Regions from separate parts of the Homo sapiens genome. Here region 2 is linked to region 1. A link is an interaction called in ENCODE POLR2A ChIA-PET data of the cell type or tissue named here. Cell type or tissue: A673. All regions are shown on one strand. Each heading gives the region's core, and the rest is flanking DNA. Links, peaks and the distances in the headings are about the cores only.

Evidence for each region. ChIA-PET counts read pairs that join two places held together with the same protein. Peaks named below come from ENCODE experiments on the same cell type or tissue, not always from the same donor. Only the 100,000 strongest peaks of a DNase experiment are listed, where the experiment ranks them.
Region 2: POLR2A ChIA-PET joins it to region 1 with 10 read pairs; 4 of 35 experiments call an interaction of 5 or more read pairs at or near these places.

The regions. Positions count from the first base shown.
Region 1 is chr12:123,483,896-123,492,257 of GRCh38, forward strand. RILPL1 (Rab interacting lysosomal protein like 1) reads right to left here. Exons shown (of 7, transcript NM_178314.5): 5 at 1,738-1,910; 6 at 285-377. Among named protein-coding and RNA genes, the nearest start is that of SNRNP35, 30 kb to the left of the region's middle. In A673, for the core only: no CTCF peak of the experiment used is centred there; no DNase peak of the experiment used is centred there.
Region 2 is chr12:123,254,417-123,262,778 of GRCh38, forward strand. It overlaps MTRFR (mitochondrial translation release factor in rescue), which reads left to right. Exons shown (of 3, transcript NM_152269.5): 3 at 2,397-3,544. The coding sequence ends at 2,615. CDK2AP1 (cyclin dependent kinase 2 associated protein 1) reads right to left here. Exons shown (of 4, transcript NM_004642.4): 4 at 6,560-7,387. The coding sequence ends at 7,320. Among named protein-coding and RNA genes, the nearest start is that of CDK2AP1, 13 kb to the right of the region's middle. In A673, for the core only: no CTCF peak of the experiment used is centred there; no DNase peak of the experiment used is centred there; H3K27ac peaks cover 290 bases.

The DNA of each region.
Region 1 (8,362 bases), core at 70-8,069:
CCCCATGAAACACACTCCAGCAAGCTCCTGAGTATCAGCCACTGGCCCAAGCCTCTCCCCTCTCGCCTCCCGCACTCCCCAAACCTCTCTGCCCAGAGACCCCCAGGAGGGACTCAGCATTCAGGAAGGGAGATGAACTCAAAGTCGGGGGCCAGGCCAGACGTCTCAGCAGGATGTGGTTAGTCACAAGCCTGGCCCTGGGAGCAGGTGCCAAGGAGGAAAAGTCAAAGGACACGTGAACCGCCAGGTCAGCCGAGCGCAGAAGCTGGCAGCGCATCACTTACAGTCGCTTGATGCCCGACTCCGGCTGGGGGGACGTCCTCGGGTGGGCGATGGGTGGGGGTTGGGGTATTCGGTTTTCCTCTTCCATTTCTTCACTGGAAGGAGATGAGAGGCGTGAGATAAAAGAGTCAAAAGTTCCTTGAGAACTGGAACATTCCAGAAGAGAAGTGTCTGATGGTCTGAGAGGGTGCATGCTTTTTAGGGGACCCGCATCTGTATTTCCAGTTTATTCTGAAGAGTCCAGCCAAATAGAACCACTCCCCGTTTCCTGTCCTTACACAGGCTTCCCTGTCGCTACACCTCTGTGGTTTCTTCTACCCAGAATATACCTGTCACTCCTCAACATCTCCCATATCTAAATACTACCCTATCCTTTCAGGAAGGCCCAGTTCAAATGCTGCTTCCTCCAGGAGGCCTTCCGATTTCCACCCCATCCACAAACTCGAAGAAGTGATCTCTCCCACTCTCCCATCTTTTTTTTTTTTTTTTTTTTTTGAGACAGGGTCTCATTCTGTTGCCCAGGCTCGAGTGCAGTGGTACAAACATACATAGCTCACTGCAGCCTTGACCTTGGGCTGAAATGATCCTCCTGCTTCAGCCTCCCAAGTGGCTGGGACTACAGGGTGAGCCACCATACCTGGCTAATTTTTAAAAATTTTTGTGTAGAGATGGGGGTCCCACTATGTTGCCCAGGCTGGTTTCGAGTCCTGGGTTCAAGTGATCCGCCTGCCTCGGCCTCGCAAAGTGCTGGGATGACAGGCATGAGCCACCGCGCCCGGCCTCTCCCATCTTTGAACATCCAGTATACAGTCAGTAAACCTTTCAATAAAAATGTGTGGTATTATATTTTTTATGCATCTCTTATCTTCCCCACTGGAGCAGGGACCACCTCTGGTGCATGGGTCCTTCCTTCCAGCTTTCTATTCAACAGATATTTGTTGTGCACCTACTGTGTGCCAAGCTCCATTCTAAGTGCTGGGAACTTAGCCATGGACAAGATAAATAAGACTTCTGGTCTCATGTTGCTTGTGGTCTCATGTGGAAACCTACAATAAAGCAAGCATGAGAGTGAACAGGATAATGTAGGAGGTGAAAAGGGCCACATAGACCATTAACACCGGGGCCGGGTTTCATTCATTCATTCATTTAAAAAAAGAGATGAGGTCTCGCTTTGTTGCCCAGGCTAGTCTCGAATGCCTGGGATCAAGCAATCTTCCCGCCTCGGCCTCCCAAAATACTGGAATTAAAGGTGTGAGCTCTGGTGCCCGGCCTGGGCCCAAGAGTTTCAGAAAGGGGTTGTGAGCTTGTATGTAAGTTCTTTAGGCCAGAGAGGGTACCCAAAAAAAACACTGATGAAATGCTTGTCTTCCAGGGGGTAAGAAGGTAACTGTACAGAAACTCTGGCTAACCTCAGTAAGGAGCCAGCTCGGGCCATCCAGCCCCAGGGACACTTGCCTCTTATAGTAAGCCAGCTCCTCCTGCAGCAAGAACACCTTGGACTTGAGCTCGTTCCTCTCGTGCAGCACGTCCCGCAGCTCCTGCAGGGTGAACCGGGGGCGGTTGGGGTCCTTGAGATCCATGGCCACCTTCTCTGCGTCGGAGATGCTCTCCTCTCCCACCGGCTCCGTCTGGAGGAGGCAGAGATGCTGCTAATGAATTCTTGGCAGCCACTGCCAGCACCCACTCTCTATCCTGAAGGAGCCCAAATTCTCCCCCTCCCGGGGTGCCAGCAGCCTGTGGAGGGTGCTATTTTCAGCACTCGCAGGCGGCCCTTGCTCACGTTCTGTACAGTTTCCCTCTGGAGGTGGAAGCCAGCAGCCACCTGTTCATTGTTCGCCTTCCCAATAGCCGAACCCACGGACCCCGCACCTCCCCACCCGACTTGGGGTTTCATTACAAACATGACAAGGCATCCAGGGAGGAGCTGTCACACCTCCCCTGCCCCCACCCTCGTACATCTGCTGCTTCCCCCTTTCCAGGCCTCCTTTCATCTCCTTACTAAGACCATTGCTAATTTGGCCAGAGTGGCTGGAATCTCAGCCTACACACAATTCTCCATTCCTTTTTCATTTGACAGTAAGTCATATCCATTTTCCCTGTTGTTATGGGCCTTCTGGTTAGGTCCTCTCCTCCCCAGTGGCTTTGAGTATCTGGAGTTCAGTGGAAGCCCGGCGGGGGTGCACACTCGGCCATTTCTCTGTGATGCGGGTGACCAACAGATCCCAGCATCATGCTAAGTCACCTGCCCCAGGTCACACCCACACCCATCCTCTCACCTTCTTGCATAGCGAGGGAGCCTTTTTAGAAAAATGTGGTAAAATATACATCATCTAAAATTTACCATTTGAACCTTTTAAAAGTGAACAATTTGGAAGTGACATTTAGTAAACTCACATGTCACACAACCACCACCTCTGTCCAGTTCTAGAACATTTTCTTCATACCAAAAGGAAAACCCATACTTATTATTTTATTTTTTTCTGAGATGGAGTTTCACTGTCACCCAGGCTGGAGTGCAATGGCATGATCTCAGCTCACTGCAACCTCCACTCCTTGGCTTCAAGCGATTCTTGTGCCTCAGCCTCCCGAGTAGCTGGGATTACAGGTGTGTACCGCCACACCCGGCAATTTTTTTTTTTTTGAGACGGAATCTCTCTGTCACCCAGGCTGGAGTGCAGTGGCACGATCTCAGCTCACTGCAAACTCCACCACCCGGGTTCAAGCCATCCTCCTGCCTCAGCCTCCTGAGTACCTGGGATTACAGGCGCCTGCCATTATGCCTGGCTAATTTTTGTATTTTTAGTAGAGACAGGGTTTCACCATGTTGGCCAGACTGGTCTTGAACTCCTGACCTCAAGTGATCCACCCGCCTTTGCCTCCCAAAGTGCTGGGATTACAGGTGTGAGCCACCGCACCCGGCTGAAAACCTGTACTTATTAAGCAGTCACTCTCTACTTCCCTATCCTGAGCCCTTGGCAAATGCCAATGTAGTTTCTGTCTATGGACTGCCTACCATGGACATTTCCCAGAAACAGAATCATACATTAAGTGGCCTTTTGTGCCTGGCTCCTTTCACTTAGCACGGTGTTTCCAAGGTTCATCCACGTTGCAGCACACACCAGCACTTCACTCTTTTTTTTTTTGAGATGGCATCTCACTCTGTCACCCAGGCTGGAGTGCAATGGCACGATCTCAGCTCACTTCAACCTCTGCCTCCTGGGTTCAAGCGATTCTTCCGCCTCAGCCTCCCGAGTAGCTAGCTGGGAATACAGGCACCCGCCATCATGCCCGGGCTAAGTTTTGTATTTTTGTAGAGACGGGGTTTTACCATGTTGGTCAGGCTGGTCTTGAACTCCCGTCCTCAGGTGATCCACCCACCTCAGCCTCCCAAAGTGCTGGGATTACAGGGGTGGGCCACCCCGCCAGCTCACTTCACTCCTTTTGATGGCTGAGCCATATTCCACTGTACAGATGTACCACAGTGTGTTTATCCATTCTTCAGCTGACGGACATCAGAGTGGTTTCCACTCTTTGGCTAATGTGAATAGCAATGCTAAGAACTGTATTAGTGTGGACACTTGTTTTCAGTTCTTCTGGTTGTATACCTGGGAGTGGGATTGCTGGGTCATGGGCTAATTCTGTGTTTAACTTGTTGAGGAGTTGTCAAACCGTTTCCCACGGCAGCTGCTCTATTTTACATTCCCACCAGCAATGCACAAGGGTTCCAATTTCTCTATATTCTTGCCAACAGTTATTTTCCTTTTTTTTCTTAATCACAAGGAAGCTTTTGCAAGTCAGCCAGTCAATCTACAGGTAGCCCACACTCTCAAAGGAATGGAGTGTCCCCAACACTCCTGAGCCACCAATGTCCCGTGACCAACCAGGAGTAGACAGAGGTCAGGACAGCAGTGAAAAAGCTCCAGAACAGGGAAAGGGAGAGGAAACAGACGTCCTTCCCAACCTCAAGAAAAACTCCATAGGCCCGGCACCGTGGCTCACACTCCTAATTCTAGCACTTTGGGAGGCTGAGGCAGGAGGATCACTAGAACCCAGGAGATTCAGACCAGCCCGGGCAACATAGCAAGACCTCATGTCTACAAAAAAGAAAAGAAAATTAACTGGGCATGGTGGCTTGCCCCTGTAGTCCCAGTTACATAGGAGGCTGAGGCATGAGGATCACCTGAGCCCAGGAAGTGGAGGCTGCAGTGAGCCAAGACTGTGCCACTGCACTTAAGGCAGTGTCTCCAACAAAGTGAGACCCTGTCTCAAAAAAAAAAAAAAAAAAAGAAGAAGAAGAAGAAAAACCCCATAGCAGCACAGGGAGAAGGGGACTAACTCCAGCCTGAATGTGCCCTGGACAGGAGGCTGAGGGATTCCAGAAGGCAGAGCCGAGAGGCTTCACACCCTGTGGGAGGCTGGAACCGGCTGTTCTGGGAAAGGACGTGTGAAAGGAGACAACACCCACTGCTGGGGCACGTCAGGTGACAGCAGAGCCACACACAGCAGGCCCAGGTTGGGGGAGCAAGCTGACCCTGCCCAGCCTTGGGGTCGGAGTCAGCACGGGGCAGCAGAGGAGGGGCCTCCATGCAGTGGGAAACTGAAATCTGACCCCGGCCGCCCTCGCAAGCTGTCTGGGCAGCTGAGGGGCTTCTTCCCACCCAAGAACAAGGGGAGGAAATGTTGGAGGATTTAATTTCCAAAGAAAGTATTCTAGGCGTCTGCTGATGCCACAATTTAGGTGGGCTGTGTCCTCAGAGGACATCTTCAATGTCCGATCTCCTCTGCAGCGCCTCCAGGGATGCTCCGGAACCACCCGGCAGCCACACACTCCATGTCTCCACCCAAGACCACATACAACAGGTGACGGATATGCGGCCGGCATTCAATCGCGCCAGTTCTCCTCTTTCCCTGGCCCAGCTTCACCAAGGAGCAACCCTGGATGTCTAGTTATCCAACATTTACTGAGAGCTAACTTTGTGCCTTGCTGGCCGTGGAGCTCAGCCCTGGGAACAGAGTCAGACAGATGGGGCTGAAGAGAAGATACACATAAATAGAAGCTTAAGGCCAGGTGTGGTGGCTCACACCTGTAATCCCAGTACTTTGGGAGGCTGAGGCAGGCGGATCACCTGAAGTCAGGAGTTCGAGACCAGCCTGGACAACATGGTGAAACGCTATCTCTACTGAAAATACAAAAATTAGCTGGGCGGCCAGGCACAGTGGCTCACGCCTGTAATCTCAGCACTTTGGGAAGCTGAGGTGGGTGGATCACGAAGTCAGGAGATCGAGACCAGCCTGGCCAACATGGTGAAACCCCGTCTCTACTAAAAAACACAAAAATTAGTCAGGCATGGTGGTGGGCACCTGTAATCCCAGCTGCTCGGGAGGCTGAGGCAGGAGAATTGCTTGAACCCAGGAGATGGAGGTTACAGTGAGCTGACACGGTGCCACTGTACTCCAGCCTGGGCGACAGAGCGACAGAGTAAGACTCCATCTTAAAAAAAAAAAAAATAGTGCACAGACACAAGATCTAACTGGAGAGAATCAGGGAAGATGTTAATCAGATGTGGTCTCTATGCATGGGGTCTTGACGAATATGTAGGAGTTCACCAGGAACTCTGGGCATTAGTAGTATAGATCAGAGGTTGCAAACTAAGCTCTTAGACCATCCCAGTGCTGCTGGCCCACATTTTGTTTGGCCTTCACTGTGTTCTAAAACTCTGTTGAATTAGCTGCGAACTCTTTAAGATTAGGAGATTTCATATTGAAGTTTGCATTTTGGGCTTCCTGTGGAAAGTGCGCTGGAAGATCAGGCCCCACTGGCAACGCTGGGCTGTTTCCGAGCAGCAGCTGCTCCCTTTTCCATCCCCTTTCTCCTTCTCCTGCCTGGACCCTGCAGGCAGCAGTGGCCCCTGCTATGGACCCGAACCCCAAGCTCCCTCCAGTCCCTTCCTCCTCAGACAGCTCGGGTCCTGCCTTTCATAGCAGGTCAGGGCCTTGCCTCTCCTGTGTCTCTGGGAGGGACCATCTGACAGCCGTCCCCACACCCTGGGGAAAGAGCAAAGCCCTTCAAAGGAACTCCCAAACCCCCACCTCTCGAGAGGCCTCTGGGCAAAGCCACCCGCCCCTATGTCTGGGCTTTCATCTCCCCATCTAGCCCTTGATAACCCAGAAATATTTCCAAGGGCCCTTCCCACCCAGGTACCTGGGGATTTCTGTGAACACACACTTTCAAAGCCACAGGAATTTTCTGCTCACCCCTATTGGGTTTTAACTGCCCAAGACATTGAAGGGCTTCCTTAGAACCTGAGTTCTTTTTTTTCTGGAGAAGGGACAGTTCATTTTTGGGGAGGAATGGCCTGATTCCTTTAGAGTTTGGGGAAATCCCAGCAAGGTATGCAAAAGTCCTTACTCTCTTTTTTTTTTAATTTTATTTATATTTCATTAGAGATGGGGTCTCACTTTGTTGCCCAGGCTGGTTTCGGACTCCCGGGCTTAAACAATCCTCCTGGCTCAGCCTCCCAAAGTGCTGGGATTACAGGCGTGAGCCATTGTGTCTGGCCCCAAAGTCCTGACTTTTTTTTTTTTTTTTTGAGACAGAGTTTTGCTCTTGTTGCCCAGGCTAGAGTGCAATGGCATGATCTCAGCTCACCGCAACCTCTGCTTCCTGGGTTCAAGTGATTCTCCTGCCTCAGCCTCTCAAGTAGCTGGGAGTACAGGCATGCGCCACCATGCCTGGCTAATTTTGTATTTTTAGTAGAGATGGGCTTTCGCCATGTTGGCCAGGCTGGTCTTAAACTCCTGACCTCAGGTGATCCGCCTGCCTCAGCCTCCCAAAGTGTTGGGATTACAGGCGTGAGCCACCATGCCCGCCCTGACTTCTAATACTATTGCCTGAAAGTACAGGCAGAAGGACAGCCCTGGGCTCCAGCTTCTCGAGAGGCCACCAGGCAGTGACCGCAGGGCCACGGGCAGCCCAGGACTATCCGGTTCAGACTGGGAGGGACCAAGGAGGCTCTTTCCAAGATGGCAATCGAGCTCCATCTGCCGTGGTCCTCCTAGGCTTACTCCATGCGGGACCGGGAGGTGGCTCGGGTTAGCTGAGATAAGCTGGGGCCTTTTGTGGGTTGTCTGCTGATCCCTGGAGGTACTCTGGGCACAGCTTCAGAGCGATACCCTGAGGCCTCAGCTGCTTCCCAGGAAGGCCCAAGAGACCAACTAACAAGCCACGAGGCTGCCCAGAGGCCTTAGGGAGGCAGCATCCTGGGTCAGGGCCTCCATCCCGAGGCCTTAGGAATGCTCCTCACTGCCTGGGTGCCTCAAAGCACCCTGCCCTCCCACGGCAGCCCCTTCACAGTACTTCTCAGCAGCCCCTGGCCCAGCAATGGGGAACGACTGTGCTCTGGTCACACTTGGCACCACCAGGCCTAGCATAAATTCAATGCATAAATTCTGCCCGCCTTTCAGCCAGCATACGCCTGTCTGCTTTCCCTATGCAGGCAGCCCGCACTTTACAAAACAAAAACAAAACCTGCTACGAAATCAAAACGTGTGGCTGGGCGCGGTGGCTCACACCTGTAATCCCAGCAGGAGGCCGAAGCAGGCGGATCATTTGAGGTCAAGAGTTCGAGATCAGCCTGGGCAACATGGTAAAACCCTGTCTCTACTAAAAATACACAAAAATGAGCTGGGTGTGGTGGCGCACACCTGTAATCCCAGCTACTCGGGAGGCTGAGGCACAAGAATTGCTTGAACCCAGGAGGCGGAGGTTGTGGTGAGCCAAGATCGTGCCATTGCACTCCAGCCTGGGTGATGGAGTGAGACCCTGACTCAAAATAAATAAATAAATAAAATAAAATAAAATAGAGGCAGGCAGATCATTTGAGGTCAGGAGTTCAAGACCAGCCTGACCAACATGGGGAAACCCTGTCTCTACTAAAAATACAAAAATTAGCCTATCATGGTGGCTTGAACCCGGGAGGTGGAGGTTGCAGTGAACTGAGATTGTGCCACTGCACCCCGGCCTGAGACCCTGTCTCAAAAAAAAAGAAGAAAAAAAAATATATATATATACATATAATCT
Region 2 (8,362 bases), core at 177-8,176, 230 kb before region 1:
TGCTGGCAGTCCCAGCCCTTAACTGTCATGGCTGGTTAACATTAGGGTGGCCACATCCTCCACGCCTCTCTGTCCCCTTTGGTAAATGTCGGTGATACCTCCTCTTCTGGACAGAGAGGACTGAGGGCGAGATCATGGAGGATCATGGAGGCCAGGCATTTTCCAACCTCAGAAGAAAAAATGCTGTGCACAGCTGCCTATAGGAGTCTTCCTTTTTACATAAAAAAACAAGTCTCGGGCCAGGCACAGTGGCTCATGCCTGTAATCCCAGCACTTTGGGAGGCCGAGGTGGGTGGATCACCTGAGGTCAGGAGTTCGAGACCAGTCTGGTCAACATGGCAAAACCCCATCTCTACTGAAAATACAAAAATTAGCCGGGTGTGGTGGCGCGTGCCTGTAATCCCAGTTACTCGGAGGCTAAGGCAGGAGAATCGCTTGAACCCTGGAGGCAGACATTGCAGTGAGCCGAGATCATGCTACTGCATACCAGCCTGGGCAACAGACAAGATTCCCTCTTAAAAAAAAAAAAAAGAAGGTTGGTCAGAGGGGCTCCCAGTCCATCTGCCTCAGGGATCACGAGAGAGTCCTGGAAGCAGCACAGAAGAGAGATAGCCAAGGCAGGTGTTTCATATATAACGATACTGGCAGCAGATACTTACAGGTCATGGAAACGTGTGGGAGGAACTGTTCGAAGCAGCATTAACTCTGCAGTCCCCAAAACCCCATGTTCATGATTTCCATCACAGTACAGGTGTGGAATCTGGGACATAGAGAGGCTAAGTGACCTGCCCAAGGTCCTGCCACTCAGTAGTCAGTTCACACCATACCCCAAGTCCATGTTCCTAACAGCTGCACTTCACTGCTGGGTTTCTGAGCCACAAGCATATCATGTAAAACCTCAATCATTTCTTTTCCCCCTTGAAAAGTGTCATTCATGAGTAACAAAATTCTGAAACCTGAGAGTTAATTTTTGTTTAACCTATTTGACATAACTCAATCCAAACTTGCTTTCAGAATTATTCTTTAACCCTAATTTCATAGAATTTTTTTTTTTTTAAGAGACAGGGTCTTGTTTTGTCAGCCAGGTTGGAGTGCAGTGGTGCAATCATGGCTCAGTATAGCCTCAAACACCTGGGCTCAAGCAATCCTCCCGCCTCGGCCTCCCGAGTAGCTGGGACTGCAGGCATGCCCCACCACACTCAGTGTTTTTTGTTTCGTTTTGTTTTTTGAGACAGTCTTGCTCTATTGCCCAGGCTGGAGTGCAGTGGCGCAATCTCAGCTCACTGCAACGTCCGCCTCCTGGGTTCAAGCAATTCTCCTGCCTCAGCCTCCCGAGTAGCTGGGATTACAGGTGCCCATCACCACGCCCAGCTAATTTTTTTGTATTTTTACTAGAGACAAGGTTTCACCATGTTGGCCAGGCTGGTTTCAAACTCCTGACCTCAAGTGATCCACCCATCTTGGCCTCCAAAGTGCTAGGATTACAGGCATGAGCCACCACGTCCGGCCATCCAATCTTTACATTTTTGGTACAGATGGGGGGTCTTGCTATGTTGCCCACGCTGGTCTCAAACTCCAGCCCTCAAGTGATCCTCCCGTTTCAGCCCCCAAAGCATTGGGATTATAGGTGTGAGCCACTATGCCTGGCTTAAGATTTATCTTTTATCAAACAGCTTTGCAAGGCACTCACCCTATAATAACTGAGGCATTACACAGTGAATGAGTTATGGCTGACTAATAATAAAGATGCTATTTTCTTCCTTCAGACAGAACTTTATGCTTATGAATGGTGCACACAAAGTGGTTGTTAACTGGCCACAAGCTAGATACATCAGTTGATACTTTCATAATTATTTTGCGACTTTAAGTTATTTGAAGGCCACTGTTGCTTCTAAACAAAATAGCACTCCTAATGATTAAAACAATCACACTGAAAGCCACATAATACAGCAAGGGTATGGGACACAGGGCAGAGGCAGGAAAGGGGCTGGTCTTCACTGTCACTGACTCATGGGGACTCCTGATAAGGGGCTTTGCCATCCAGGTTTGTCCCTCTCTATAAAGCGAACAGGTTGTCCTGACCAGCCTGGCCAACATGGTGAAACCCCATCTCTACTAAAAATACAAAAATTAACTGGGTATGGTGGCGTGCGCCTATAATCCCAGCTACTTGGGAGGCTGAGGCAGGAGAATCACTTGGACCCAGGAGGCGGAGGTTGCAGTGAGCCAAGATCACACCATTGCACTCTAGCCTGGATGACAAGAACGAAACTCTGTCTCAATAAATAAATAAATAGTAAATAAAAAAGCGAACAGGTTGAATTTAATGACTTCTGAGGTCCTGTCCATTTTTAACATCCTGTGGTTTTCACATTATAAAATATTATCTCTTACAGTGCCATCAGACAAGATCAGTTGATCAGAACAGAAAGCTAGCTCGGAAAATCCTACAAGAGAAAGTAGATGTTTTCTACAATGGTGAAAACAGTCCTGTTCACAAAGAAAAACGAGAAGCGGCGAAGAAAAAACAAGAAAGGAAAAAAAGAGCAAAGGAAACCCTGGAAAAAAAGAAGCTACTTAAAGAACTGTGGGAGTCAAGTAAAAAGGTCCACTGAGAAAAGAATTAGAGATTCCAACTGACAGAATCTGCCAGAAGCTCCCAGGGAATAATGGTGGCGAGTTCCATCACCAGCATTATTATAGTGCTTCAAAAGAAATATTTTTGATGAACTTAAAAGACAACAAATTTATTTAAATGGTGCACTAAACTGTAGTGAACAGAGACATGCACGATTCAAGAATAAAACTCGGCTGGGCACGGTGGACGGTGCCTCACATCTGTAATCCCAGCACTTTGGGAGGCCGAGGCGGGCGGATCACTTGAGGTCAGGAGTTTGAGACCAGCCTGGCCAACATGGTGAAACCCCGTCTCTACTAAAAATACAAAAAATTAGCCAGGCATGGTGGCGGGCACCTGTAATCCCAGCTACTCGGGAGGCCGAGGCAGGAGAATTGCGTGAACCTGGGAGGCGGAGGTTGCAGTGAGCTGAGATCGCGCCACTGCACTCAAGCCTGGGCAACACCTGGGTGACAGAGCGAGACCCCATCTCAAAAAAAAAATAAAACTAGTTCAAGTGCAATGACACACGCCTATAATCCCAGCACCTTGGGAGGCTAAGACAGGAAGATCACCTGAGCCCAGGAGCTCAAGATTGCAGTGAGCTATGAACACCACTGCACTCCACCTGTCCACTTGTTCTTGTGTGACAGAACAAGACCCTGTCTCTAAAAAATAAGATAAAACCATAAAGAAACACAGTCAGTACTATACAAGAATAATGGCTACTTCTAGAGGGAAGGAGTTGTCATTGTGATGAGGCACTTGGAGGGGTTCTGGGGTGCCTGACAAAGTTCTGTTTCTTCACCTGGGTGGTAGTTAGAAGGGTGTCCCCGTATTTCAAATTGTACCTTTGTGAGATTGTATGTTTTGTAATAATAAAATTTTTTTTGTAATTAGTAAAGTCAATTTTTATGGAGAACTGGAGAATGGAGTCAAACATTAATAGCATTTCTTGGCAACTTGCCATCTGCTGGGAAGCTGCTGCCCAGTGACACTTAAAAGTCAGTTATCCCCATGTCAGCTCAAGACAGTAAGAGAAAACAAGGGCCGGGCATGGTGGCTCACGCCTGTAATCCCAGCACTTTGGGAGGCTGGGGCAGGCGGATCATGGAAGTCAGGAGTTTGAGACCAGCCTGACCAACATGGTGAAACCCCATCTCTACTAAAAATACAAAAATTAGCCAGGCGTGGCAGCACACGCTTGTAATCCCAGCTACTTGGGAGGCTGAGGCAAGAGAATTGCTTGAATCTGGGAGGCGAGGTTGCAGTGAGCCAAGATTGCGCCATTGCACTCCAGCGTGAGCAACAGAGCAAGACTGTCTAAAAAAAAAAAAAAAAAGAGAGAAAATAAGAGGGTTGGAAGAGCTAAAGGCTCTGTTCCTTGTCCATGTGCTCTATTAGCTTCTAGGCTGTATGATGCCCAGTTGTGCCTCTGATGTAGAAACAAACACATTCCCTGCACGTTGATTTGCAAGATTTGTAAAGGTGAGGTTCCAGAATCTGATTTGCTTGTAAATTTACGTCACTTAAGCTGGATTTTACCTTACAGTTGTTTTTCTTTTAAAGCCATGCTTTATAGCTTGGCTTGTTAGAACTCTTCTGGAGTCCACGTAGAAAACAAATAGGGAAAAATGCTGAGAGGTGAGAAAGCCATTGGGAGATTGCCAGTTGCAGGGCCTCAGTTGTGCAGTCTGTCCAGCAGGCCTAGGCGGCATGTCCAGTAGGCCTAGGTGGCATGTCCAGTGCATACATCCAAGCACACCTTTCTCTTTGAGGCTGCCAATGAAGGCTCTTCTCACCTCAGTGACAGCTTTGGATGCTTACACATTCAATGCAGGGCTCATTCTACACCTCCTGTTGCGAGTGTACAGGACCCTTCCCCAGCCCAAACGCCCTGTAGAAAATAAAGGCTCTAGAACAACACCTAAGAAACCAGTAAGAGTGGGAGGGGAAATTTGGAGCTGGAGATAAGGGAGAATGGTTTCCGTTTGTCTCCTCTCTCATACCTTTGCAACTTTCTGCCACATGCAGGAAGGGGACACAGCACCCATTTCGCTAGAGCCTGTTCCTGCTGGCCTTCAGCCTTGTCATGGCTGAGAATTCGCCTCATGCCTGCATCAAAGAAAGACAAGTCTCTCTCATTTGTCTTTGTCTACTGCTCAGCAAAGCAAATTCTCATTGCAGGTATTTAGGGCCTAAGGTATAGAGTAAGAATTAAAATCCCTTTGGGAGGCACTGTCAGAGACCACCACGTGGACTCTCAACACATCCAGTGCAGCCCATTTTTTCCCTGGCACCAGAGCAGATAATTCTTCCAGTGAGCACCATATGAAGTAGCTTGAAGTTAGGAGCCGTACTTTATGAAAAAGATTCCTGTAGCACCCACCAAAAGCCCACAGGATAAGCACCTACGAACTGAGAATGGCCTAACCATGGGGTAACAGGCCAACTCAATAATACTGCTTCTGGCCGGGCGTGGTGGCTCACGCCTGTAAACCCAGCACTTTGGGAGGCCAAGGCGGCTGGGTCACCTGAGGTCAGAAGTTGGAGACCAGCCTGACCAACATGGTAAAATCCCATCTCTACTAAAAATACAAAAATTAGCTGGGTGTGGTGGCACGCTCCTGTAATCCAGCTACTCGGGAGGCTAAGCTGGGAAAATCGCTTGAACCTGGGAGGCAGAGATTGCAGTGAACCAACATCAAGCCACTGCACTCTAGCCTAGGCAACAGAGGGAGATTCCATCTAAAAAAAAAAAAATTTTTTTTTTAAAAACTGCTGCTGCTATTTTTTTTTCCTAGCATACACTTAAGTTTGCTGCACTTAAAATACACCCATAATGCAACTTCACTTTATCCCTACCTCTGACTTAGCAAACACATTCTTTCCCCAGCCAACTGTGCTAATGATATCACCAAAATGTTTCCGTGTCAGATGGGAAAATACAGTTTGAACAGGCATCTCCTACCTCTTGTAAAAGGTAAAGTAGAGGTTCCTCTCCAAAGACTTTCCTCCCCATTTAATTTGGAATAAACGGTAACTTCTCTTCGAAGCAAAATTTATTCAAAGACCTGTGCTAACATTCCTAATTATCTGCTAGCCGTGGTAAAGAAATCAATGTACTTTATGTTCTTAGCTCCCACAATTTAGCCTAAATATTTGTCCTGGCATGCTTACACTGGTCGGAGCAAGCATTAGGTCATAGCCTGTTCCTCTTCCTTATTTAAAAGTGTTTACCTTTCTCACCATTCCACAAGTTACTTTCTCCTTCCTTTGTTCTCTTCTGCCTTCGCCTCTTTTAAAAAGTTTTAAGTTGCTTCCCAATCAGGACAAATACAGAATATGAGGTCCCGTTCCAGCCAATGGAAACCGGACACAGCAGTAGGGTGGACGCATCAGGTTACAAATGACCCTGTCTCTTTGTTCGGTGTACTCTCGTGGCAAAACTGCTGGCGAATGTACCCTTTCTGCGGGAAGTAAAAATGGCCTTGCTGAGTAAATTAAATTTATGTTCAAGTGCTATTTCTTCACGGCACCGGGGAACAAGCATTTCAAACACTTTCATGAGAGATTATTTAAAATAGCACTTCTTTACACCAGGCGTGGTAGCTCACACCTATAATCCCAGTACTTTGAGAGGCTAAGGTGGAAGGATCACTTGAGCCCAGGATCCAGCCTAGGCAACATAGTGAGACCTCATCTCTGCAAAAAAAATTTTTTTTCCATCACACACCCATTCATTCAATACAAAAAGTCTTTTAAAAATTATTCAGGCATAGTGGCACACACCTGTAGTTCCAGCCACTAGGGAGGCTGAGATGGGAGGATTGCTTGAGCCCAGGAGGTTGAGGCTGCGGTGAGCCAAGATTATATTACTGCACTCCAGCCTGGGTGGCAAAACAAGACCCTGTCTCAAAAAAATAAAACAGCACGTAAGAATTCAAGGAACCCACATTTTAATACAAATTGTTAATGAAAATAAGCTTTATTACATCAAGTAATAAATACATACAAAGATGCAAACAGTTTTAGTCATTTTCTTCCAGATGTTTTTATCAACTTACAATAAACGCAGAACTGAGATCTACTTACAGTCTTAGTATGAAAGTGTTCGGGGGTCCTTGTTAGGTTTGGTGGGTTGCTCTTTCTTCTGTATTTATAACTTGTGCATTTTTAAAAATTGACTTTGAAGCACTAATAGTCATGCAAATGCTTAAGCAAAAAAGAAGTTACATTAAGCAGAACCTACATTGTATGGCAAATGGGAACCGGCTACTAAGTAAAGCGTGCTGTCAATATGCGTTCAAAACAAAATCCCTACAGTGGTATTAGCTTATGAAAAGGAACAAAGAACACCATGGGTAACAAATGTATACAAAAGAGAAGATTAAAGGGAGACAATGGTGTCTTGGAGGCAAACTACAGTTTGCTGTAAGATAACTTTCCGTGCATCTTTTAAATCAATGCTTAAAAAACAAAAAAAACCTGGGCAGTTCCTAACTACTTAAAATGCAAATCCTAATTAACTGCAAAATCTTTTCTCAATCTTTGAGACTGTAGGTTCAGAGCCAAGTGAACCATGGGAGGAAAAACGAAACTGTAACCATTTTGAAAACAAGGGTTTCATCTGAACAGGGGAGATGAACTGTAACTTCTCATCTTGTAAAAAGATGGAAATCCTTCAAAACCAACAAGGCAGCTAGGATCTGGCATTCCGTTCCGTTTCTGCCAAGCACTCCCGAACCAGTCCTCTAGCGTGAATGATGCCTGAAACAGAGGCAGAGACCTGAGGTCAGCAAGTGCACAGGACCAGCCAGCAAAGCCCATTCTGAAACAGCAAGAGGATCCATCCTTCCACAGCCTGTCCACAAAACCCTCAGACATAAAGAGAACCAGGGAAACCTATAACCAAGCAACCCTGAAGGACGCTAACAATCCCATCCCTCTCTAAAGCCCTTCCCTCCTCACCACAACTCTTCCTGTCTCTCTAAACATTTTTTCCTGCATTCAAGGTGCACCAGCAAGCTGTCCTTCCACGACACTGTTGGATGAAAGACATGTCTCCACCCAAATTCTTTTGCTTGACCCACTATGGAGATTTTTCTCTGGCTTCTTCAGTCTGAATTCTAGACAGGGCTTGACCGGCGTAAGTAAGCAAGAGAATGGCTTCAGCTGCACACGTGAGGGCGCAGAGAACTGACTACTACCCACGCGGGACCCTGGGTCCACGGGGACAACCCCACAAGACTGCAGCTACCTTCTGCCCGATGAATCTTCCCCAGTCTTTTGTCTCTGTGGTTTGGTGCTTACCTTTTTTTTCTTTCTGCCTCTACTGAACTTCATGAAATATGATCTTTTAATAGACACTAAGGATTCTATTCCTTCTAATACATGACTCCCAGAGGCCACTGGGAATGACATCCCACATCATCACCTCACAAATCTTAGAAACTAACTCAGAGCCTTGGAGAATGTTTTCTGTGAGGACCAGACAGCAAATATTTTGAGCTTTGCAGGCTACAGTCTCTGACACAACTACTTCACTCAAATTTTTTTTGAGACAGCATCTTGCCCTGTCACCCAGGCTGGAGTGCAGTGGCACGATCACAGCTCACTGCAGCCTCAACCTGCCAGGATCAGGTGATCCTCCCACCTCAGCCTCCGGAGAAGCTGGGACTATAGGCACGCACCACCATGCCTGGCTGTTTTATCATTATTTGTAGAGATGGGAGTTTCACTATG